Regions from separate parts of the Homo sapiens genome. Here region 1 is linked to region 2. The links are chromatin loops, found by intact Hi-C in ENCODE. Cell type or tissue: heart left ventricle. All regions are shown on one strand. Each heading gives the region's core, and the rest is flanking DNA. Links, peaks and the distances in the headings are about the cores only.

What was found. A loop is a pair of places that touch in the nucleus more often than their neighbours do. Peaks named below come from ENCODE experiments on the same cell type or tissue, not always from the same donor. Only the 100,000 strongest peaks of a DNase experiment are listed, where the experiment ranks them.
Region 1: it touches region 2 in a loop (2.7-fold over the local background); 26 of 110 quality-filtered maps call a loop at or near these places.

The regions. Positions count from the first base shown.
Region 1 is chr7:908,754-920,600 of GRCh38, reverse strand. ADAP1 (ArfGAP with dual PH domains 1) reads left to right here. Exons shown (of 11, transcript NM_006869.4): 4 at 551-633. Among named protein-coding and RNA genes, the nearest start is that of GET4, 38 kb to the right of the region's middle. RefSeq lists a silencer at 11,467-11,686. In heart left ventricle, for the core only: a CTCF peak has its summit at 6,229; DNase peaks (open chromatin) are centred at 3,810, 4,480 and 4,760.
Region 2 is chr7:1,059,838-1,071,684 of GRCh38, reverse strand. All of the region lies in intron 2 of CHLSN (cholesin), which reads left to right. It overlaps CHLSN-AS1 (CHLSN antisense RNA 1), which reads right to left and starts at 5,954. Exons shown (of 3, transcript NR_187853.1): 1 at 5,601-5,954. RefSeq lists enhancers at 320-1,102, 1,103-1,886, 5,812-5,981, 9,112-9,281 and a silencer at 7,038-7,332. In heart left ventricle, for the core only: CTCF peaks have their summits at 5,518 and 5,746 (motif pointing right); a DNase peak (open chromatin) is centred at 5,754; H3K4me3 peaks cover 704 bases.

The sequences.
Region 1 (11,847 bases), core at 1,561-9,560, 150 kb after region 2:
CCTCGACGGGTGCCCTGATAGCTCCGTCCTGTGTCTCAGAACCACGTGGAGGGCGGCACGGCGGGTGGAGGGCGGCACGGGGGGTGCAAGGTGGCAGCACGGTGGGTGGAGGGCGGCGCCGCGGCCACTTCCCAGATCCGGTCCAACGAGGTGGGGAGGGTCGGGGAGGGCCCAGGGGCGTGTGACTCGGGGTGGGGGGGCCTGGCTCAACCCCTGTACCCCAGCCCTGTGGGGCATCAGCTGAGGCCAAGGTGGGAAGGAGAGGGGAGGCACCAGCCCGTCCACCGGGAACGCTTGTGCAGAACGTGAGGCCTGATGCTCCGGGGGCCGAACGCACAAGAAACCAATAAACTAATATCAGAGTGAGAAGCGTCCCGGGCAGGAGGCTGACCCTGCATTTCTTCCGGGATCTTGTGCCCAGAGGGGCGGCTCGAGTCTGCCGGGGGTCCCTATGAGCCTCTTGAGATGTCCAGGGTCCGGGCCAGAGAGCGGCGTGTGCTGGGTCGGAGGCCGCCTTGGCCCAGTGGCTCAGTCTCTCCTCTCCCCACAGGCTCCTTCGAGAGCAGTGGATCCGGGCCAAGTACGAGCGACAGGAGTTCATCTACCCGGAGAAGCAGGAGCCCTACTCGGCAGGTGAGGCCACCCGGGTGGGGTGGGGCCTCCCGGCTACCTCTCCCTGGCTCTCTCCCTCCCTCCCCCATCTCTTTCCCTCCCTCCCCCATCTCTTTCCCTCCCTCCCCCATCTCTTTCCCTCCCTCCCCCCATCTCCCTCCCTCCCCCATCTCCCTCCCTCCCCCCATCTCCCTCCCTCCCCCATCTCCCTCCCTCTCCCCCCTTCCCCCCCATCTCCCTCCCTCTCCCCGTCTCTCCCACCCACCCCCACCTGTCTCTTTCTCCCCTGTCTTTATCTCTCTCTCTCTCCCTCCTTCTGTCTCTCTTTATCTCTCTGTGTCTCTGTTTCTCTTACTCTCTCTTCATGTCTGTCTCTCATTCTCTGTCTCTCTTCCTCTCTCTTCACGTCTATCTCATCCTCTCTCTATCTCTGTCTCTCCCTCTCTCTCTCCTTCCCTCCCTCCCTCTCGTGTGGACAGAGTCATTATTAACCTGGGTAACACACTCGTGAGTTTGAACCCGCGTCCCCGGACCTGTTTTGCCCTCTGAGTGACGTGACTGAGGGCTTGGGGTCGCCACAGCTGTCTACAGTCCAGCCCTGAAGGAGTGGGGTGCATGGGGACCTCGTGGGGCCGTGGCTGGCCCCTCCTCTGCTGGTGGTGGCCACGCACTTCCATTCGGGGGTGGCCTGCAGGGACCCCTGTCTCCAGCAGTGTGGGCAGGACCTGAAGGCCCGGGTGAGGGGCGTGAGGGCGTCCTCTGTGTGGCAACACTGTGCTGCAGGTGGGGAGGGTGCGGCCCCGGCCTGCGGCCTCCACCTCCCCTAGGCCTGCCTGGGTGCCCTTGGGGGCCCTCGGGTGGCAGAAACATCCAGGCAGCGTCTTGGAGCTTCGTGGGCTGGCGGGGCTGTGGAGGTGGGCGCTGGGAGGCAGTGCCATGGGGGCCTGGGAGGCCAGCCCACCCCAGCCTCGGTCTCCCCACCCCAGCCTCGGTCTCCCCAGTGCTGCTTAGCTGGCCAAGCCTCTGGCTGTGCCCCCCAGCAGTCCCCAACTCTGCCCCCCAGCAGTCCCCAACTCCTGCTTCTCCTGGCATCTCATTTAAACCCTGGGGCTTTGAGTTGGAGCCCCCAGCCGGGTGGGCTGGCTTCCTCCTCCTGTCTGCTCTGTAGGAGGTGGGCTCGGGTACTGTGGGCCTTGAGTGGTTTTTTCCCCAGGGCAGCTGGGCGTCTGCACACTGGAGCTTCCTGAGTGCCCCTTTCTCCACCGTGTCGACAGGGAAACGGAGGCAAGCCTAGCCCTAGGGCCTGGTTCTGAACGTCAGCACGGGCAGGGCGGGGTCCAAAGGCTGGATGGGGATGTTTGGTGCTGCTGGGCATGGCCACGTGAGGAAGGAAGCAGCCCCCAGGGCCCGGACCTGCAACCCCAGCACTGCCCCCACTGCCCTTGTGTAAGAGAGAGGCTGCCCTGGAATGGCGGAACACGAGGTCGGGAGCCGTGTCTCAGGCCTGTAATCCTAGCACTTTGGGAGGCCAAGGCAGGAGGATCACTGGTGGTCAAACAAGCCTGGGCAACATCTAAGATGCCCTCCCTTTAAAAAAAAGAAAAAATTAGCTGGATATGGTGGCACCACCTGTAGTCCCAGCTGCTCGGGAGGCTGAGGCAGGAGCAGCCCTTACGTGCAGGAGTTTGAGGCTACGGTGAGCTGTGTTTGCACCACTGCACTCCAGGCCGGGTGACAGAGCAAGACTCTGTCTTAGAAACAAAAAAGGGTCGGGCACGGTGGCTCACGCCGGTGGTTCCAGCAGTTTGGGAGGCAGGTGGATCCGTTGCAGTCAGCAGTTTGAGGCCAGCCTGGCCAACATGGTGAAACCCCGTCTCTACTAAAAATACAAAAATTAGCTGTGCACGGTTGGCGCACACCTGTAATCCCAGCACTTTATATGGAGGTCAAGGCGGGCAGATCTCCTGATCTCAGGAGTTCAAGACCAGCCTGAGCAACGTGGCGAAACCCCATGTTGCTCATTTTTTGGACTCTACCAAAAAATGCAAAATTAGCTGGGCGTGGTTGGCGCACATCTGTGGTTCCAGCTACTTGGGAGACTGAGGCGGGAGGATCTCTTGAGCCTGGGAGGCGGAGGCTGCAGTGAGCCAAGGTTGCACCACTACACTCCAGCCTGGACGTCAGAGCGAGAGTGTGTCTGTAACAAGAAAAAAGATGAATCGTATTTGTGAATCTCACCCCAAGAATAAAAGAAGCACCTTGGGAGGCCTAGGCGGGCGGATGGATCACTTGAGACCACGAGTTCGAGACCAATCTGGTCAACGTGGCAAAACTGTTTCTAGTAAAAAATACAAAAATTAGCCAGGTGTGGTGGCAGGTGCCTGTAATCCCAGCTCCTCGGCAGGCTGATGCAGGAGAATCGCTTGAACCTGGAAGGCGGAGGTTGCAATGAGCCGAGATTGCGCCTCTGCACTCCAGCCTGGGCGGCAGAGCAAAAGTCTGTCTCAAAATATGTGAAAGAGAGGCGGCCCTGAAATGGCTGAACACAGTCCTGGTGTTGTAGGTGGGTTCAGTGGAGAAGCCCCTGACCCCCAGTGCTCCAACCCCTCCCAGCCCTCCCTGGTAGAGCTGGCACTGCGCCCCCCTCCCGTGCACCTCCCCGGTAGAGCTGGCACTGCGCCCCCCCTCCCGTGCACCTCCCCGGTAGAGCTGGCACTGCGCCCCCCTCCCGTGCAACTCCCCGGTAGAGCTGGCACTGCGCCCCCCTCCCGTGCACCTCCCCGGTAGAGCTGGCACTGCGCCCCCCCTCCCGTGCACCTCCCCGGTAGAGCTGGCACTGCGCCCCCCTCCCGTGCAACTCCCCGGTAGAGCTGGCACTGCGCCCCCCTCCCGTGCACCTCCCCGGTAGAGCTGGCACTGCGCCCCCCTCCCGTGCACCTCCCCGGTAGAGCTGGCACTGCGCCCCCCTCCCGTGCACCTCCCCGGTAGAGCTGGCACTGCGCACCCCTCCTGTGCACCTCCCCGGTAGAGCTGGCACTGCGCCCCCCTCCCGTGCACCTCCCTGGGCTCTGTCAGGACCGTGGATTTTCTCCCAGGAGCGGCGTGGGGTGAGCAGGGGTGACCGGTGGGAGGCTGCCCCAGGCCTGAGCAAGGCACCTCCCCAGGTCAGGCTGGGGTCTCATGCAGCGGTCCTGTCGGCTCTGCCCTCCTCCAGGGCAGCTCCTGCCCCCCCAACCCCCACTTGGCACACAGCCAGCCTGTGCAGGCGCTGATTCAATTACTGTCTACCCAGACAGCAATTTCTTCCTCTCAAGAATCCCTGTGTGTGTGAGGGAGAGAGCAAGAAACGGTCAGGGGATGAACACGCGGGCACCTGGACCTGCTCAGCACCCAGCACACCCCTCGCTCCACTCCTGCCTTAAACCCCCAAAGAATCACCCCAGAGCCCCTCCGTTTCCCTCGGCAGAAACATCTTAGCAATTTGTAGCAAGGTGGCACGTGGCCTCACTTCAGAGGCAGGCATGGGCTGGGCTGGCGTGACCACAGGACTGAGTTTTGTGTCTGTTCTTGTATCAGAACCCTCTGGTTGTAAAGGATGGAAAATCCAACTTCACTGGGTGTCAGCAAAACTGGAAATGGATTGACTGGAATAACAGGGCACAGCTTGATCTAGGGGTTTAGCTGGTGTCGTTGGGACCTGGTTTCAGCACCTCTATCTCCTAGTTCTGCGTCTCTAGGTTGGCACCAATCCTCCTGGTGGCCACCTCCTTTGGCAAGTTTGGGTTTTACATCCCTGCTCTCCCGGGCTGCCAGGAAAGGTCAGGTGTGGCTCACAGAAGTGCTGGAAAAAGTCCCTGTCTCGTCACCTCTGACTGGTCGGGCCGGGATGTGACTTGGGAAACGTGGCGCCCTAGGTGGCGTGCCCGCCTCTGGCCCCTGGAGTGGCCCTTCTGGGGAAGATCAGGTCTGGGCTCCAGAAGTGGGGGTGCGTGCAGGTGGCAGACAGTGTCTCGTGGGCAGTGGGCGTGGGTTCTGCAGGCAGGTGGCAGACGGCATCTCGTGGAAAGTGGGCGCGGGTTCTGGGTTCTGCAGGCGGGTGGCAGACAGCGTCTCGTGGAAAGTGGGCGCGGGTTCTGGGTTCTGCAGGCGGGTGGCAGACAGCGTCTCGTCGGCAGTGGGCGTAGGTTCTGCAGGGGTATATGGGTGTCATTGGGCTCAGGGCCAGGAGGTGGTGACAGGCCTGGTGACCCAAGACGCCTCCTGCCCCAGGCCCGAGGCTGCCCAACTGGAATCCTGTTCCTGCCCCACTGGAATCCCATTCCTGCCTTTGCTGTTGTCTGAGATATTCCCTTGAGAGCATTTGAGATGAGCTAAAGCCTCCCGTGTGACCCTCGGGCAGGGGTTGGAGGGAGGGAGAGGCCTCCCAGCAGGGTAGAGTCGGGGCAGAGGTTTTCAGGCACACGCTTGCTCGCAGGGTCGGAGCCCAAGGCCTTGGCCTTGCCTGCCGGCCTCTGAAGCCCACGCTGAGTGAATGGCCGCTTCTCATACCAGGCCCGGCGGGGCGGCCACGTCCGCAGCACCAGGCTCATGATCTGCCTGTGGAGACCAGGCCGCATGGGCTGTGCCCTCTGTTCTCTCCCCTGGATGGGTGTGAGGATGGTGGGGAGGTGCACAGTGTGCATGAGGCACGGGTGAGGTACACAGACGAGATGTACGGGTGTGTGCGGCACAGGTGAGATGCACAGGCGAGGTGTGCAGGTGTGAGTGCAGGGCTGGCCCTTTGTGAAGGTGCCGTGAGTGCCGTGGCCAGGTGTTACCTGGCAGCAGGGTGGCAGCCTCTTGCAGAGGGCATGGGGTCGTAGACTGCGGCTGCTCCAGAGTGTGTGGCTGCTGTCTCCCTTGGGCCACGGCACCTTCCAGGTCGCGCAGGAGGCACCAGGCACGCCAGCCAGAGGGCCTCGGGCCCCAGAGCCCCGGCTGCAGGGAGGCTGCTGGGATCCCAGGGACCCAGAGGTGCTGAGTCGTATGGCCCTGTGCTCAGGGCCCACTGACACCCACCTGCTCAGGGCAGGGCTCACCCCTCCTTGAAGCCTCCCCTCTACCCTGCCCCTGCAGCCTGGTCAGTAGGCACGAAGGCCTGGCTGCTTCAGACGGCCAAGTGCCTGGGGACCAGCAGGCGGTGACTGTCTGTGCTCCAGGCTGCTGTCTCTGGGTGCTGTGCAGGGCGGGGTTCCAGGGCCCTGTGAGATGCCCTGCCTGTCTCCTTGTGTGTTCAGGGGCTCCAGGGCACCTCTCCCACAGACCTAGCTGCCCGCTGCTATTTGGAACCCTAGGTTCTGCCCTTTGCTGGATGGATGAGGGAGCAGGTGTCCATCTGGTGCTCAGGGTTAGACCTCAGGGACCCCCCGAGCCTCCCCATGGCCCCCACCCTGAGCCCATGTCTGGGTGGGTGCAGCAGCAGGAGAGGACGTGTCCTCCTGTCTGGGGCGGCCCCGTGGGCAGAGCCTCCTCCACAGGGCTCCAGCGCCAGTTGGCAGTTCCCGGGCCTCCCAACCCCTCCCAGAGTGCACTGGGGATTCCCGGCGGCGTTCCTGCCCTGCTCCCTGGCTTTGCCACCAGAGCCCTTTATCACGGCAGTGGCGACACCTCACGACCACAGGGAAATATAGAAGTCCCTGCGGCAGGGCCCGGGAGGAAGGGGAAGCTCGGGGCTTGGGAAGGGCCTGCCACACCCACAACCCCACGTTGGCCAGGTGAGGCCTGGGCCAGGTGGCTCCCGCTCTGCACAGAGGAGTGGCTGCAGGTCTGCCCTGGAATGAGCCGGAACCAAGAACTCCTAGAGGCTGTGCCACGCCCAGTGCCCACAGCCTGCACCTTGGCTGTGGGTGGAAATGGCCGGGTTGTTCTCACAGGGCGGGGGCCCCAGATGTCCTGTGTGTGGGCCACGCCACCCAGGACCATGGCTGAGGAAGGCGGAGCCCCACTCCATCCCTCTGTTAGGCCACCCAAAAGGAAGGATCACCACCGGGCTTTTCTGAAGGAGTTTTTTGTTTGTTTGTTTTTTCCTGCTCTGTTGCCCAGGCTGCGGTGCAATGGTGCGGTCTCAGCTCACCGCAATGTCCACCTCCCGGGTTCCCGCCATTCTCCTGCCTCAGCATCCTGAGTAGCTGGGACTACAGGCGCCCCCCACCACGCCCGGCTAATTTTTATATTTTTAGTAGAGACAGGATTTCATCATGTTGGCCAGGCTGGTCTGGAACTCCTGACCTCAGGTGACCCGCCCGCCTCGGCCTCCCAAAGTGCTGAGATTATAGGCGTGAGCCACCACACCTGGCCTCTGAAGGAGCTTTTAATGGCTAAAGCTGGGGGAGTAATTTGAGCAACAAAAGGAAGATGGTATAAGGGGATTATAACAGGGGAGCAAGGTACACACCCCCAAGTCCATAGACATATACATAAAGAATGGAACAAGTAAAGAGAAAGGGGAGGACCGGGCGCGGTGCCTCACGCCTGTAATCCCAGCACTTTGGGAGGCTGAGGCAGGCGGATCACGAGGTCAGGAGATCAAGACCATCCTGGCTAACACGGTGAAACCCCGTCTCTACTAAAAATACAAAAAAATTAGCTGGGTGTGGTGGCGGGCGCCTGTAGTCCCAGCTACTTGGGAGGCTGAGGCAGGAGAATGGTGTGAACCCAGGAGGTGGAGCTTGCAGTGAGTGGAGATCACGCCACTAAACTCCAGCCTGGGCGACAGAGCGAGACTCCGTCTCAAAAAAAAAAAAAAAAAAAAGGAAGGGGAGGAGGCCAGCAGCCTTTGCACACGAATTCCAGTTAATACAAAAGAAGGCCGGGCACCGGGGCTCATGCCTGTCATTGCAGCACTCTGGGAGGCCGAGGTGGGAGGGTTGCTTGAGCCAGGAGTTCAACACCAGCCTGGGCAACGTGGGGAGACTCCGTCTCAAGACAAAGTTTAATAATTAGCTGGGCATGGAGGCGCCTATGGTCCCAGCTACTCAGGACACTGAGGTGGGAGGATGGTCTGAGCCCAGGAGGTCAAGACTGCAGTGAGCTGTGATTGCACCACTGCACTCCAGTGTGGGCCACAGAGAGACCTTGTCTTAAAACATAAATAAATAGGCCTGGCGTGATAGCTCCAGCTACTCAGGAGGCTGAGACAGGAGAATAGCTTGAACCTGGGAAGCGGAGGTTGCAGGGAGCCGAGATCGCGCCATTGCACTCCAGCCTGGGCAACAGCGAGATTCCGTATCAAAATAAAATAAATGCAAGAGGAGTGAGGGAAGCGGAAACACCTCTCGAGGTGCACGTTGCAGTAACCTGTGGCAGGGAAGCCCCTCTGTGGCCGCTGTGTCTCCCCAAGATGCTCTTTGACGACAAAGGACCGGGGGAGAAGCCCTTGGTGTCGGTGCGTAGCGGAAGGTGCGTCGCTGTGGCCCCAGGTGAACCTCAGCCCGCTGAGCCAGCAGGGCTCCCCCACCCTCTGCGCCGCCTCCCTGGGCCAAGGTCACTGCGTGGGGACGCGCCGCACCCCTCCCCCAGATGTGGGGGTTTATCCTTGTGTCTGAGCCAGACTTGCCCCCCGCCTGCCCCTGGGGGTGACCCTGGTGACAGCTGCTCCCACCGCGGGCTGGCCCCGCCTCGGGCCGCAGCCTCAATGGCGGCTTTCACAGGGGCCTGGACAATGCCTCATGTTGTCCTGAGGGCCAGGCCCTGGTCTCGCTGAGACGCGGGGCTTCCTGCTCTAGGCTCCGGACCCCGTGCTCCTGTCGGAGCTTCTGTGGTTCCCCTGTGGTTCAGGACGGCCCCTCCTGGTGGTACCAGGCAGGGATGGGCCGACCGTTGCCGTAAATGTCACAGGGCAGACGGAGCCCAGGAGGGGGCTGGGGCTGTGCACGAGGTCTGGGGCCTCGGTTTCCCCGTCCATATAGTGGGGACGATGGTGTGCGGCACGAGGGCGCTACTGGGAACATCACCAGCCGTTCCTCGCAGGCAGCGCGAGGCTTTACGTGGCCCATGAGGGGACGGGTGTTTGGGGCCAGGCCAGAGCTGTGGGGCTGCCCCTCGGGGGGACGGGTGTTTGGGGCCTGGCCAGAGGTGGTAGGGCTGCCCCATTGCCCCTCTCTGGGTGGGTGTCGGCTCCTGGCCCTCCGTGGGTCCCCCGCCCCCTTCCTGGCCCTCCGTGGGACCCCCGCCCCCTTCCTGGCCCTCCGTGGGACCCCCGCCCCCTTCCTGGCCCTCCGTGGGACCCCCGCCCCCTTCCTGGCCCTCCGTGGGACCCCCGCCCCCTTCCTGGCCCTCCGTGGGACCCCCGCCCCCTTCCTGGCCCTCCGTGGGACCCCCGCCCCCTTCCTGGCCCTCCGTGGGACCCCCGCCCCCTTCCTGGCCCTCCGTGGGACCCCCGCCCCCTTCCTGGCCCTCCGTGTGATCCCCGCCCCTTTCCTGGCATGTTTGTCTTACAGGAGTCAGGGTTCGCTGTTCTTGGGCGCTGGGGCCCCTGTGTGGGGGCCTCAGGGTTTGGGGCTTGGGGAGGGGGGTACCCTGGGGCTGACTTGGCCCTGAGGGTGGCCCCTCCTGCAGCCTGGGCAGCCTGGCGGGGATGGGGGCATCCACACGTCACTCTGGGCAGGAAGGCGCTGTGGAAACTGTGAACCCGTGTGTGAGTGGGGGGGTCTCTCCAGGCCTGTCGGGGGCCGGGCCCCATGCTGGGGGCTATATGAGAATAGGAACAGGGTGAGAGCTGACCCCAGGAGCCCTCGTCCACCCTCTGGCCTCACCCCTGGGAACAGGGAAGCCTCCCTGTCCTGGCTGTTTGGAGAGAGAGCTCCACGCAGGGCGAAGCTGGGACCTGGAGCCCTCCGCAGGATACGGCCCGCTGGTTCTCAGCCTCTGCCGGCCCCAGACGCACCAACCTGGAGAAGGTGCATTAATGGGTCGGAGAGCGTGGGTGGACGGGCCAGGCAGGGAGAGACGGAGCCCTGTGCGGGCTCACAGAGGAGGCCTTCAACTCTAAGGCCTTACCCAGCAAGGAGACACTGCTCTGCCGTGGGCTCCGGTGTTTGCCTCCTGAGGGAGGGCAGGAGCCACTAGGACCCAAAGGCCGGAAGCCAGGTCCAGGCCCTTCACAGGGACGGCCGGGGTGCAGTGATCAGGGCCTCGGCCCCGTTCTCAGAGGCCACCCATCCATGGTGCACCCCTCCCTGTGGAAGGCCAGAGGCCCCATGAGATATGGGGATGCAGTTCCCACCCCAGAGGGTCCACCACCCTGTGAGCTGTCACTCAGAGCAGGGCCACGTGCTTCCCTGCCCCAGTTTACAAGACAATTAGCATATAAATCACATACGTGAGGTGTGATTTACATCTACTTTGCATATCCTATTTAGAGTGCAGTCCCAGCTCTGACAAATCCAAGACCCAGCAGTCTCGGGCCAGGCGTGGGGCTCACGCTGCAACCCCAGTATGGTGGGAGGAGAGGCAGGAGGGTCACCTGAGCTCAGAAGTTCGAGACCAGCCTGGGCAACGCAGTGAGCTCCCATCTCTACAAAAAAATACAGAACTTAGCCGGGTGTGGTGGCGTGCATCTGTGGTCCCAGCTACTCGGGAGGCCAAGGCTGGAGGATCACTTGAGCCCGGAAGGTCAAGGCTGCAGTGAGCTGTGATAGTGCCCCTGCACTCCAGCCTGGGTGGGGAAAAAAAAAAAAAAGCCTCGTAAACGGGTGTGGGCTTTATGTGAAGGCTGTTCCTGTTTCCTCGGATTTCACTTCTCTCTGAGGCACGTGATGTGCGCGCTTCACTGTGGTGGAAGAAACGGCCTGGCTGCTTTCCAGGGACTGGGGCACCTTACATCCCCACGGGCAGCGTGGAAGGGCCGGCGTCCCCGCCCACAGTCGGGCGCCTGTGTGTGCACACTGGTTTGGTTTTGCCGTTCTCGTGGGTCATGGCGATGCTGAACGTCTTTCCTGCTCTTAGCCGTGCGGTGGGCAGAAGGGCTCCTCAGAGGCGTCTGAGCAGGGCATGGGGTGTGGACTGGACCCAGCTCCCCACAGGTGGGACAAGACCTGGCACACAGTGGGACCGGCACACAGTAGGGCCTGGTGTGCAGTAGAACCCCCCCCACCCCACACCATAGGACCCGACACACAGCGGGACCAGCTCACAGCAGGGCGCGGCACGCGGTAGCTGTTTGATAAATACTGGTCGAGTCCTGCCCCAGGACTCACGAGTCCTTTAAGAGAAAATGGCCATTTCTGGCCACAGCCCACCCGGCTGTCCAGGACGCTGCCGTGTGAGGGGCTGCTCTGTGGGGAGAAGCCCCGTCTCACTGGCTGTTGCTGGTGCCGACTGGGGGCTGCAGGCCCCTGAGGTCCTGGCCCTCCCCAGCGAGGCCAAGGGGCTGGCCAGGCATGGGGAGAGCAGAGGCTCAGCCTGAGGTCTGGACTGGGCGTGGGGCGCGTCCGGGACCGTGGCCAGCGCCGTCCTGAAATACACTCCTGCGTCGTCATTGCCCCTGGAATGCGGCGTCCTGGCGCCTGCTGTCGGGAGGACCGGGGTTCCCGCTGGCGCCTGCTGTCGGGAGGACCGGGGTTCCCGCTGGCGCCTGCTGTCGGGAGGACCGGGGTTCCCGCTGGCGCCTGCTGTCGGGAGGACCGGGGTTCCCGCTGGCGCCTGCTGTCGGGAGGACCGGGGTTCCCGCTGGCGCCTGCTGTCGGGAGGTCCGGGGTTCCCGCTGGCGCCTGCTGTCGGGAGGACCGGGGTTCCCGCTGGCGCCTGCTGTCGGGAGGTCCGGGGTTCCCGCTGGCGCCTGCTGTCGGGAGGACCGGGGTTCCCGCTGGCGCCTGCTGTCGGGAGGACCGGGGTTCCCGCTGGCGTCTGGACCCCGAGAACACCGGAGCAGCTGCGCGCGTGCAGAGGGGCAGTGGCCTCCCAGACCCCGCGGCCTGCGCGCTTCCGGAGCACTGCTGTCACCTGCTGGGCGCGGCGGGCATGGCAGGGGCGCGTCCCCACCCTGTGGCCTAGGGAGCCCGGTCGCTGGAAGGGGCCCCCGCTGTGTCCTGGGCAGGGGTCTGTGGAACCGACACACTGGACCCAGCCAGCTCCACCCCCGTGGGCGAGGTGGCCCAAACTTGTCGTCTGCATTGGTGACACGGACACGCACGCCTTGGAGGCTCCCCGGGGTGCACACAAGGCCGTGAGCGGCAGAGGCCGGGAAGCGCCGCTGGG
Region 2 (11,847 bases), core at 1,662-9,661:
GTGCCCTCCTGACCCCTCCCACCCGGTGCCTTTGCGTCTCCTGAACCTGTTCCTGCCCAGGGTCTGTGGAAACAGTGGCTTCTATGAAGACTCACAGTGGTACTTCTCCTCCCTCTCCCCTTTCCTCCCTCTCCTGCCTGCTTTTTGGAGTGTCGCTGTGGACTCATCAGTTTTTGTGGTTTTTAATGTATTGTGTGGCCAGTGGGAGCCCCCCAGCTGCCCCCACCAGTGCCCAGGCCCACCTCACATCAGCTTTTCTCCAAGGAGCTCTGGTCCTCTCAGCGCACCTGAGACTACCAGTGCTAGTGCCACAGAGCCCGGGGCCACAGCACCTTCCGGTTTCACCACTCACCAATGCATCGTTTATTAAAGTTTCTTTCAAAAAGAATTTTTAAGCCTATGTTGTTGTACAGCTGTTTCTCGCTTGCTTTTCTTGCCATTGCACCTGATCTGCTGCTGACGTGCGGGAGGGTCATTAAAAGATTGACTTAAATTTGATACCAGAAATGTCAGTGTGGCTTTGCTTGAACAGCCGCGTGCGGGGCCTCTATGAGTGGAATCCAGTCTCATGGCCCCCCCATGGCTCCTGTTACCCTGGAGGAGGCTACTCCATGAGGCTGGCTCCGGTGGCACTGCCTCGGGGCTGCATGTACATGTGTGTGCATGTGTGTGCATGTGCGTGTGCACGTGTGTGTGTGCCCGTGTGCATGTGCCCGTGTGCGTGTCTGTGCTGTGTGTGTGTGCATGTGTGCGTGTCTGTGCGTGCTGTGTGTGTGCGTGCATGTGTGTGCACGTGTGTGCATGTGCACGTGTGCGCACCCGTGTGCATGTCCGTGTGCACGCGTTGTGTGTATATGTGTGCACGTGTGGATGTGTGTGCATGTGTGCACGTGCGTGTCCGTGTGCGTGCGTGTGCATGTGTATGTCTGCGTGCGTTGTGTGCATATGTGCGTGCATGTGTGCGCGTGTGCGTGTTCATGTGCTCGCGTGTGCATGTGTATCGTGCACGTGTGCGTATGTGCGTGCATGTGTGTGCATGTGTGTCCGTGTGCGTGTTGTGTGCGTGTGTGCATGCATGTGTGCATGTGTGTGCGTGTCCGTGTGTGCGTGTTTGCGTGTGTGCACGTGTGTGCGTGTGTCCCTGTGCACGTGGTGTATGTGTATGCATGTGTGCATGTGTGCGCGTGCATTCGTGTGCCCGTGTGCGTATGTGCGTGCATGTGTGCTGGCCGGGCAGAGGGGCTCCTCACTTCCCAGTAGGGGCGGCCGGGCAGAGGCGCCCCTCACCTCCCGGACGGGGCGGCTGGCCGGGCGGGGGGCTGACCCCCCCACCTCCCTCCCGGACGGCACGGCTGGCCAGGCGGGGGGCTGACCCCCCACCTCCCTCCCGGATGGGGCGGCTGGCCGGGCGGGGGGCTGACCCCCCCCACCTCCCTCCCGGACGGGGTGGCTGCCGGGCGGAGACGCTCCTCACTTCCCAGATGGGGTGGCTGCCGGGCGGAGAGGCTCCTCACTTCTCAGACGGGGCAGCTGCCGGGCGGAGGGGCTCCTCACTTCTCAGACGGGGTGGTTGCCAGGCAGAGGGTCTCCTCACTTCTCAGACGGGGCGGCCGGGCAGAGACGCTCCTCACCTCCCAGACGGGGTCTCGCCGGGCAGAGGCGCTCCTCACATCCCAGATGGGGCGGCGGGGCAGAGGCGCTCCCCACATCTCAGACGATGGGCAGCCGGGCAGAGACGCTCCTCACTTCCTAGATGTGATGGCGGCTGGGAAGAGGCGCTCCTCACTTCCTAGATGGGATGGCGGCCGGGTGGAGACGCTCCTCACTTTCCAGACTGGGCAGCCAGGCAGAGGGGCTCCTCACATCCCAGACGATGGGCGGCCAGGCAGAGACACTCCTCACTTCCCAGACGGGGTGGCGGCCGGGCAGAGGCTGCAATCTCGGCACTTTGGGAGGCCAAGGCAGGCGGCTGGGAGGTGTAGGTTGTAGTGAGCCGAGATCACGCCACTGCACTCCAGCCTGGGCACCATTGAGCACTGAGTGAACGAGACTCCGTCTGCAATCCCGGCACCTCGGGAGGCCAAGGTTGGCGGATCACTCGCGGTTAGGGGCTGGAGACCGGCCCGGCCAACACAGCGAAACCCGGTCTCCACCAAAACCAGTCAGGCGTGGCGGCGCGTGCCTGCAATCGCAGGCACTCGGCAGGCTGAGGCAGGAGAATCAGGCAGGGAGGTTGCAGTGAGCCGAGATGGCAGCAGTACAGTCCAGCTTCGGCTCCGCATGAGAGGGAGACCGTGGGGAGAGGGGAGAGGGGAGAGGGGAGAGGGGAGAGGGAGAGCTATTTATTGTTTTTTGAGACGGAGTTTCGCTCTGTCGCCCAGGCTGGAGTGCAGTGGCGCAATCTTGGCTCACCGCAACCTCTGCCTCCCAGGTTCAAGCGATTCTCCTGCCTCAGCCTTCTTCGTAGCTGGGATTACAGGCATGTGCCACCACGCCCAGCTAATTTTGTATTTTTAGTACAGACGGGGTTTCTCCATGTGGTAAAGCTGGTCTCGAACTCCAGACCTCAGGTGATCCGCCCGCCTCGGCCTCCCAAAGTGCTGGGATTACAGGCATGAGCCACCGCGCCCGGCCTAAACGTGAGACTTTTAATGACGGTCTTGCAAGATCGGGTGTCTGGTGGGCAGGCACACCCAGCACGGTCACAACAAGCCATTTATCCCCCAGTACGCAGGCCCCTCCCCCGGTTCCTCACAGGCTGAGTACTCTGGGGTCACAGTCTTCCCGGACATCACCTATTGGTTGTCGGGCAGGGGCTGTAGGTGTTTTTTTAGGGTTGTCCTGCTGCATTTTGTTGCAGCCCACAATGCGTTGCAATCCTAGTCAGCTCAGGGGCTTTTCAGGTATTTGACTTATGACCTAAGTAGCTGGGCAGACTGATAAGAACAGACAAAACAAGCTATGTTGCAGACGAGTAAAACTTTCGTCATAGACTAAAAGTTTTTGGGTCAGGTGAAGGCAACTAAGCGTTGGGGGGAAGACTGGGGATGGGGAGGCCGACAAGCAGGCATCGGCAACCCAGGCAGGGGCCTGGTCTTCTGTAGCTTGCTGACCTAAGCAAGCAAGACACTGTGTCTTGGAAGTGGACCACTGTGTACATTATTTCCTTCACTGAGAACTGATTTTGCAAAGCCGAGTTTGTGTGACTGTGGAGGGCGAGTGTCCACACCAGGCAGCGTCCAACTCAGCGCTGTTTCTCAGACTGATGTCCCGGGGACAGTCACAGACCCCCGGGGCTGTCCTGCTCCCTGCCGGGTGGCAGTGACCATGGGGATGTGCATGAGGGCTCTAGGTCTGAGGGGTGGTTTGTCCAAGGTCATGGTCAGAGCCAGGACTGACACCTGGGTTCCAGCCTCCGTGCCAGGGGTGTGGCGTGAGCACCACGAGGGGAAACTGGGGACATGTGACACACTGCAGCGCTGAGGGGCCCTGTTCTGAGGAGCCAGTGGAGACCTGAGGACAAAGCATCCGTGTCTCAAGGCTTTGCCCTCTGCTAAGGTGGGCACTGCAGGGACCCCTGAGCTCCACAGAGAAGCGGACCTTACTGGGAGAGGAGCCTGGTGCGCAGGACCGTTGCTGGGGCCGCAGCGTGTGCTGCAGCGTCCAAACGCAGCTCTGGGTTTGTGACTGAGCATGGCGGTGATTCTGCCAGAGGCGGGAAGCCTCCCTGGTGTGCACTCCAGCCTGTGTGAAAACTGTGCCCCAAACCCTCACCTCTGGGGTGCACTCCAGCCTGTGTGAAGACTGTGCCCCAAACCCTCACCTCTGGGGTGCACTCCAGCCTGTGTGAAGACTGTGCCCCAAACCCTCACCTCTGGGGTGCACTCCAGCCTGTGTGAAGACTGTGCCCCAAACCCTCACCTCTGGGATGCACTCCAGCCTGTGTGAAGACTGTGCCCCAAACCCTCACCTCTGGGTGTATTCCAGCCTCCAACAGACTGTGCCCCAAACCCGCACCTCTGGATGTACTCCAGCCTCCACCAACAGACTGTGCCCCAAACCCTCACCTCTGGGGTGCACTCCAGCCTGTGTGAAGACTGTGCCCCAAACCCTCACCTCTGGGGTGCACTGCAGCCTGTGTGAAGACTGTGCCCCAAACCCTCACCTCTGGGTGTATTCCAGCCTCCAACAGACTGTGCCCCAAACCCGCACCTCTGGATGTACTCCAGCCTCCACCAACAGACTGTGCCCCAAACCCTCACCTCTGGGGTGCACTCCAGCCTGTGTGAAGACTGTGCCCCAAACCCTCACCTCTGGGGTGCACTGCAGCCTGTGTGAAAACTGTGCCCCAAACCCTCACCTCTGGGTGTATTCCAGCCTCCAACAGACTGTGCCCCAAACCCGCACCTCTGGGTGTACTCCAGCCTCCACCAACAGACTGTGCCCCAAACCCTCACTTCTGGGGTGCACTCCAGCCTGTGTGAAGATTGTGCCCCAAACCCTCACCTCTGGGTGCACTCCAGCCTCCACCAACAGACTGTGCCCCAAACCCACACCTCTGGGGTGTACTCCTGCCTCCGCCAACAGACTGTGCCCCAAACCCTCACCTCTGGGATGTACTCCAGCTTCTGCCAATAGACTGCCCCAAATCCTCACCTCTGGGGTGTACTCCAGCCTCCGCCAACAGACTGTGCCCCAAACCCTCACCTCTGGGTGCACTCCAGCCTCCGCCAACAGACTGTGCCCCAAACCCTCACCTCTGGGTGCACTCCAGCCTCCGCCAACAGACTGTGCCCCAAACCCTCACCTCTGGGGTGTACTCCTGCCTCCGCCAACAGACTGTGCCCCAAACCCTCACCTCTGGGGTGCACTCCAGCCTTTGTGAAGATTGTGCCCCGAACCCTCTCCTTTGGGGCATGTGGGGCCTTCCCTCGTGCCGGGCTGGAGGCTCAGGCTTAGGGATGGGCATCGGCCTCCCCAGCAGGCCCCTGGCAGACAGCTGGGGACGCAGTACCAAGGGTCTGGGGCTGGTGGTCTGGGAGCCTCTGGGCATCCCGTGGACAGACAGGTAGGAGGGCAGGTAGGTAGAGGGCAGGTAGAACCCCTCGTCCCCCCTTCTCTCCTCCAGCTTTTTCCACGTTGAGGTCTGGTCCTGGACTTCCCAACTTACTGGAAGGAATGGCCCGGGATCCTGGGACAGTTTGTAGGGAAGGGAAAGGCTGTTGAGCAGGGCCCCCCGCCGGGAAACAGGCAGTATCCTCCGCTCCCCTGTCCCTCAGCATGGCCCGGAGCTGGCATCTGTGGGCCACGATGGGCCCCAATTAGCCTGGCCCCAAATCTGCTAGGCGGCGTCCAGGCGGCGTGGGGGTCCCGTAGGAGCCCCGCCGGATGCGCAGACACCTACGGCCGCACCGTTGCTGCGTTTGTCGGTATTTTTCCCATTCCGGTCCCCTTCTGTGGGCCTGGGGAAATTCTGGGGGAGGGTGGGCTTTCTGGGCCGGGACCCCGCAGCGCCATGGAGCTTGTCCAGGAACAGAACCGGCGCATTCTCCTTGTCCTCCAGCCGCCGGCTGCCGGCGAAAGCCGTGGCGGGAACTCACCGAGTCGTGTCGGCCCCATGCCGCCTATTGAGAGGCATCCGTGCCGGCCGCGCAGGGCTCCCTCTGGTCCAGGCGCTCTGGTCCTCGGCGGGGCCCCTGCTCTCCTGGTGGGGCCCTGAAAGTGACGGCACCCCGACGGCCACTGGAGGGAGCTCCAGAACCGAGCCTGCCCTTGAGGCCGGAAACCGCGGCTGGCCCTGGAGCTGCCTTTGGATCGCGGAGTATTAAAAGTGCCCGCACTTGAAATCTTACTGCGTGTCCTGAAGAGAGCCCTGTCCCTTTCCCATGAGATGCTGAGCCGTGATCTGTACTCGGGAAGCACACAGATCTCCTGTCTCCACCCTGGCGTGTTCTGACAGGTGCAGCCGCTGTGTCACCAGCACCCCGGCAAGGGAGACCGCCTCCGTCGCCCCTCCCTGGCCCACGCCCTCCCAGACCCGGCCCTCGTCGCCGCTGTGTCGCTGGTGAGGTGGGTTCCCTGCTCTGGAGCTGCTGAAGAGGCTCCAGTACTTTGCACGTGCTCACATCTAGCTGTGTCCCCGCAGCTGCATGTTTTGTGAGGTTCACCCTGTTGCCGCGCCTGTCCCCGGTGGGTCCATTTCGCTGACGAGTAGCATTCCTTCGATGCGCAGGCCACATCTGTTTATCTGTCCACCTGTTGATGTGCAGTTGGGTTGTTTCCAGTGTTGGGCTCTTATGAGCAAAGCTGCCGTGAACATTTGTATACAGGTGCTTGTGTGGACTTCCGTTCCCATTTTTCTTGGGTAAATGTCTGGAATTGGGACAGCGGGGACAGATGTTAACCATGTTTAATTTTGGAAGTGGCTGCCAAGTGGGGTACGTTTTACCTTCCTCCCACCACCTCAGCTGCACACTTAGTGTATGCCAGTTGGCTGGAGCTGGGCAGGAAGCCAGCCTGTCCAGCCTTGGGTCTGGAGAGGGGCCCCAAGGGGTGCCGTGGCCCCTAGAACAGGATGGGGCCATGTTTCCTCCTGCCCAGGGCCTCATCGTTTCTCAGACTGGTGCTGGGAAGAATCTTCGTGCCCCAAGGGGCTCTGCAGAAAGCGTCCTGTGATGATTAGGGTTGGACAGCGGGGAACGCTGTCTTTTCTCTTTAGAAGCCTTAGTGTGTGTGGCACAGCTCAGATGTCCTGCAGAAAAGAATCGGATGCTGCTCGCTTGACCCGGCGTTTCCCACCCTCCCTCCTGGGGCCTTCTGTGCGCCCTGAGTGTGGGGTGGGCTGGGGCTTCTGGAGCCCTGGAGCCTGGCAGCAGGGGCTGCTCACTGCTGTGGGACCCTCTGGGCTTCAGTCTCCCTCGTGTCCATGGGGCGTCCCCCAGGGTCCCTGCTGGCCCCACATCCGACAGTCTGGGGCCAGGTGACTCGGCCGAGGGAGGAGTCCCTGCACCACGCTAGTTTGGGTGGATGCAGGGCTGGCTCTGGAGACTCAGCCTTTGTCTGCCGGTGCCTTTCAGGGTGACACTTGAGCTTTGAGCTTCGGTTCTCCTGTGTGAGGTCAGCTCGGGATTCCCTCCCTTCCTCTCAGGAGTCAGGGTGTTGCGTTTAGGCGCTGTGGGAAGCTCAGGGTCAGGGTCTGGAACCTGTCAGTGCCCCTGCTCCCCACCGCTGTTCCTTCTGCCCTCACCTTCCATGTCTCCTGCTGGGGGCAGCCTCCCTGCACAGCGTCTCCTCAGAGTCCCTGGAGCAAGGTAAGCCTTGTCTCCCTACAGAGCCACCATCTGCTTCCAAGAGTGGAGCCATCGTGCGTCTTTCCGGGGCCTGTTCTGTGGCTGCTAAGGGCCTGGTCTCCCCATCTTCACGTCACAGCCCATCAGGACCCGGCGCTGTGTCGGGTCTCCTACCCTGCAGCCGACGCGTGTGAAGCCTCTTCCGGTCACGGTGTTCCCGGGGAGGAGACAGACGTGTGTGTTTGTGTGTGTGCATGCGTGCTTGCATATGTGTGCATGCTTGCACGCATGTATGTGTGTGTGTATGCTGCCTGAGGCACACACATCTGTCTAAAGTTCGAGATGTTGAAGTGACTCCCTCCCCTCAGAGGCTGCCAGTTTTGAGTGTGGCTAGTCCCCCTGCCCCCCACCTCTGCAGAGGGAAGAACAGGCTGTTTCTGAGGGGTCTTCCATCTTCCAGGTGGGGACTTGCGGAGCTCTGACTTCTCTGTGGTGTGGTAGAGCTCGCCCTTCTGTGGAAAGAGAACAGCACAGGTACAGGGGTACAGTTAGATTAAGGAGCCGTGGCAAGGGCCCACATTCAGATCAAACCAGGAAGGACCTTACATCACTTAGAAACGTGGGCAGAATCCCTAAAGAGGCGCTTCTTTGGAGAGGCCAAGACGTCATTAAGATGGGAAATGCCTTAATCCTCCCCTGGCTTGGCACAAAATACCAGAGACACATGGCACCAAGGGCAGGTGAGGACGTGAGACCACACTTGGTGAGCGTGCGCGGCTGAGGCTGTGTCTGCCCGAGGAGTGCCCCACGCAGGGGCCCATGGTGGGCGCTGGGAGACACGGCAGAACAGCGCCGCTTCGTGCACGAACGCCTGAAGTTGGAAACAGTCCCCATGTTTGTCAGCAGCAGAGTGGACCAGTGAATTGTAGTGCCTGGAACCCGTAGGACACGGGACACGGGAAAATGACGCACACCCCAGGAGCAGCACAGGGAGCCCGTTTCTCAGGAGCACCCGATCAGTCACAGAGTGAGGAAGAGAGCCAAGGCAGTGAGCAGAGGGAAAGCCAGGGGCTTGCTTATGTTGCCAGACCGGCTGCCAGCCCCTGCCCAGTCCTTGTCCCAGCCTCAGGACACCTCCCATCTGTACCCAAAGATTTGCTGTTTGGGGACAGCGTCGCGTGGAAGCCCCAGATGTGGCCGGGGTCAGCTGGCAGTGTCAGAGCTGTGTTCATCTTGTGGTCCCCCAGCGAGTCAAGGTGGCTGAGCAGGATGGGGCGTGGGTCTGTGAGCGATGCCAGAAGACACAGGATGGAGGAGCCCAGAGAGAACGGAGGGGGCAGGTCAGATGCACTCACACGCTCAGGCTTGGCAAAGCCAGGCAGGCCCAGAGCGATTCTGTAAGGGTTAGGGTTCAGATGAGGGTGTTGAGGGTTAGGGTTAGGGTGGTTAGGGGGTTAGGAATAGGGTGTTTAGGTGAGGTTTAAGTTGGTTAGAGTTAGGGGTTAGGGGTAGGAGTAGGGGTACATGTGAAATGGGCATGTTCACGTTATGCTTCCTGCCTAGATTCTCTGCTCTTCCTTCACTTCCCAACCTGACGGAGTGCGGACCGTGCGCACCGCCATACAGCTCTTGCCAGGCTGCCCTGTGCAGCAGGGCGGAGGCAGGAACGTGTGCTCTCACTTCTGCCGGAATCCTTGGGAGGGCTGCAGGATACCCCAACACCTCAGTTCCATCCTCAGGGCCACAGAAGCCCTCAGGGGTGTAGTCAATGGTGACTTTATTCTTATTTTTCTGGGAGGAGTAACGCCTGTGTGGGGCAGGCCTGCTCCTTCAGCCCGCGTGGCTTACTCCTTCGCCAGCAGCCAAGGTACTCCCTCTGCTACCGTTTGAGACGTGTGGAGACATGGTTTGCGTGCCGGGCGTGTGTGAAGTGGAACCACTCCTGGGTGATTGGGTGGACAGAATTTCTGCAAAGAGGAACTACAGAGGGGTAACCGAAAGTATTAAGACGTACAATTCGAGGGGAAATAACCAATTTTATGATACTTTCTGTTACGGTTACTATTCCTGCTTTCCCTCTGTCGTGTGCTGTGTATGAAAGAAGACGTGTGTAGATTTCCTGATCTCTTCGCCACAATTCACACTAGATCCAGCTTCCTACAATAACTCTTAGAACTTTAATGAAGTGAATCTACAACTAAACTCCCTTTCTGGAATCTTACTTAAGGAAGCAGGGCAAGGTTTTTTTGTGGATAAACAAAAATAAGATGAATGATTTTTGAACTATAGTAGTCAAGAAGTGTTGGTAGCAATATCATTGACCCTGGGACGTCACGCGCTGAAAAACTCGCATCCTGGTGTCTCACAAACTGGGGAAGAATTGGGGAGTTGGGCAGACGGCTGCCTGGAAGAATTAAGCAGTTGGAGAGATGGCTGCCTGGAAGAACTAGGGAGTCGGGGAGACGGCTGCTTGGAAGAATTGGGGAGTTGGGGAGATGGCTGCCTGGAAGAATTGGGGAGTCGGGGAGATGGCTGCTTGGAAGAATTGGGGAGTTGGGGAGATGGCTGCCTGGAAGAATTGGGGAGTCGGGGAGATGGCTGCCTGGAAGAATTGGGGAGTTGGGGAGACGGCTGCCTGGAAGAACTGGGGAGTTGGGCAGATGACTACCTTGACTTTTTACAAGTAGCTCCTTTTTCTGCCCCGAGTGGCTCAAGTTCTTGTGTTCTGTGTGTGATGAGGTGAAGGCTTTGGGAATCTCTCAGGGGCGGCAGGAGGCTCAGGAGGTGCCGAATCTTCCCAGGTGAAGGCAACATAGAATATAGATGAGCAGGTGTCTCAGGAACAGTCAGCGACGCAGCTCCTGGGAAGCAGCCACAGAGACTGGCGGGAGCCTGGGGATGAGGACGGAGGCCTTGGCGCTCAGTGGAGGGTCTCAGGCAGCAGAGGCTGGCGGGAACCTGGGGATGAGGAGGGGACTCGCTGGGTAGGGGGTTGGGGCAGGCCATGGTGCACAGTGAAGTGTCTCAGGTAGCAGGCGAGGGTCTGCGCTGGAGGCATGTGCCTGCCCTGTGTGGGGCCCACCAGGAACAAACAGCTGACCAGGCAGCAGGGTGTCCCTGGGGCCCTCCACAGGGCCACCCAGCAGGGTGGGATGAGGGGTATTGAATGCAGGCCAGTCCCTGCAACAGACCCACAGAAATGAGCCAGTTTGCACCCAAAGCCACTGAGAAATTGAAATAGTGATTTTAGGCCCCTCCTGCCTTTGGGGAGGATAGTTGGATGGTGTAATTCCCGGGCAGAGGCAGCCCAGTGCCACCCTCACCTGTGTGTGGGGTCCGCCCCTTTCCTGGGAGCTCAGCGTGGAGCCAAGGGGGGCTGGAAAGTATCGGCCAGGAAGAGGGTCTCCTGGTTCAAGCACGGACACCCCACCCTGCAGAGCTGGGCTGCAGGGGTAGGAGGGTTGGGCTGACGGCGCCAGCCGCTGGGCAGGGTTCTGTGGGCTTGTGTGATCACTTCCTCATCGGATGCCAGGGTTTCCGCGCAGGCATGGAGATGGGAAGCCCAGGACCATCAGAGACGCGGCCCTTACACCAGCTCCGGCTCCAGAGGGACTGGGAGGGAGGTCAGGCCTGCGGCTTTAAAGGTTCACACCTGAAAACCAAACACTGACAGAAACAGCTCAGAAAACTGTTCTCTAATCCCACGGCTTAGGAGCCTGTCCCGCGGGTCTGAGCTCCCCGCAGGAGCCACCCAGAGCCGCGTCCTCACGAGGCCGACTCTGACCTGCTTGCAGCACGTGATGAATAATGCCAGTGACCTCGTGGCTGAATTCCCAGGAGACTGGGACCAGAGCGTGACGTCCCCACGTCGATGGCTGCAAGGTGCCACTCCCCCCACCCTACCCCCACTGTCCCTGGGGCCGGGCATACTCAGAATTCCAGCGCGTTCAGGCTGTGGGGAGGAAGTGTGCCACAGAACCCCGGGGCGCTCAGGGCAGCTCCCACAGCCACATCGCCCGTCTTCAGAAGGGGTGGGGTCCTCATGGACATGAAGCTCTCACACCCCTTCAGGTCAGGGATCGCTGCCCAGTGAATTTGCCGCAAACTTGGGGGGAACATCTTCCTGTTTTCAGAGCTTTGTGGGCTTTAGAATTGGAGGTAGGGGATTGCAGGCCTATACTTTAATCCTAGAAAATCGGGGAGAGGCGAACAGATGGTGGGGAGGAATGGGGGCTTTTCTCACGGCCACATTTTAAAGTAGATGTTTTACAAAATCCCAATGGGTGGAAGGTCTCCAGCCAGGCTGACGAGGAACAATTGCCCCTGACTATAGACCCGCCTCACTAAGACCCGCCTCACTACGGACCCGCTTCACTACGGACCCGCCCCACTACAGACCCGCCCCACTAAGACCCGCCCCACTACGGGCCCGCCTAAGACCCGCCTCATTACGGACCCGCCCCACTAAGACCTGCCTCACTAAGACCCGCCTCACTAAGACCCGCCTCACTACGGACCCGCCCCACTACAGACCCGCCCCACTACGGACCCGCCTCAC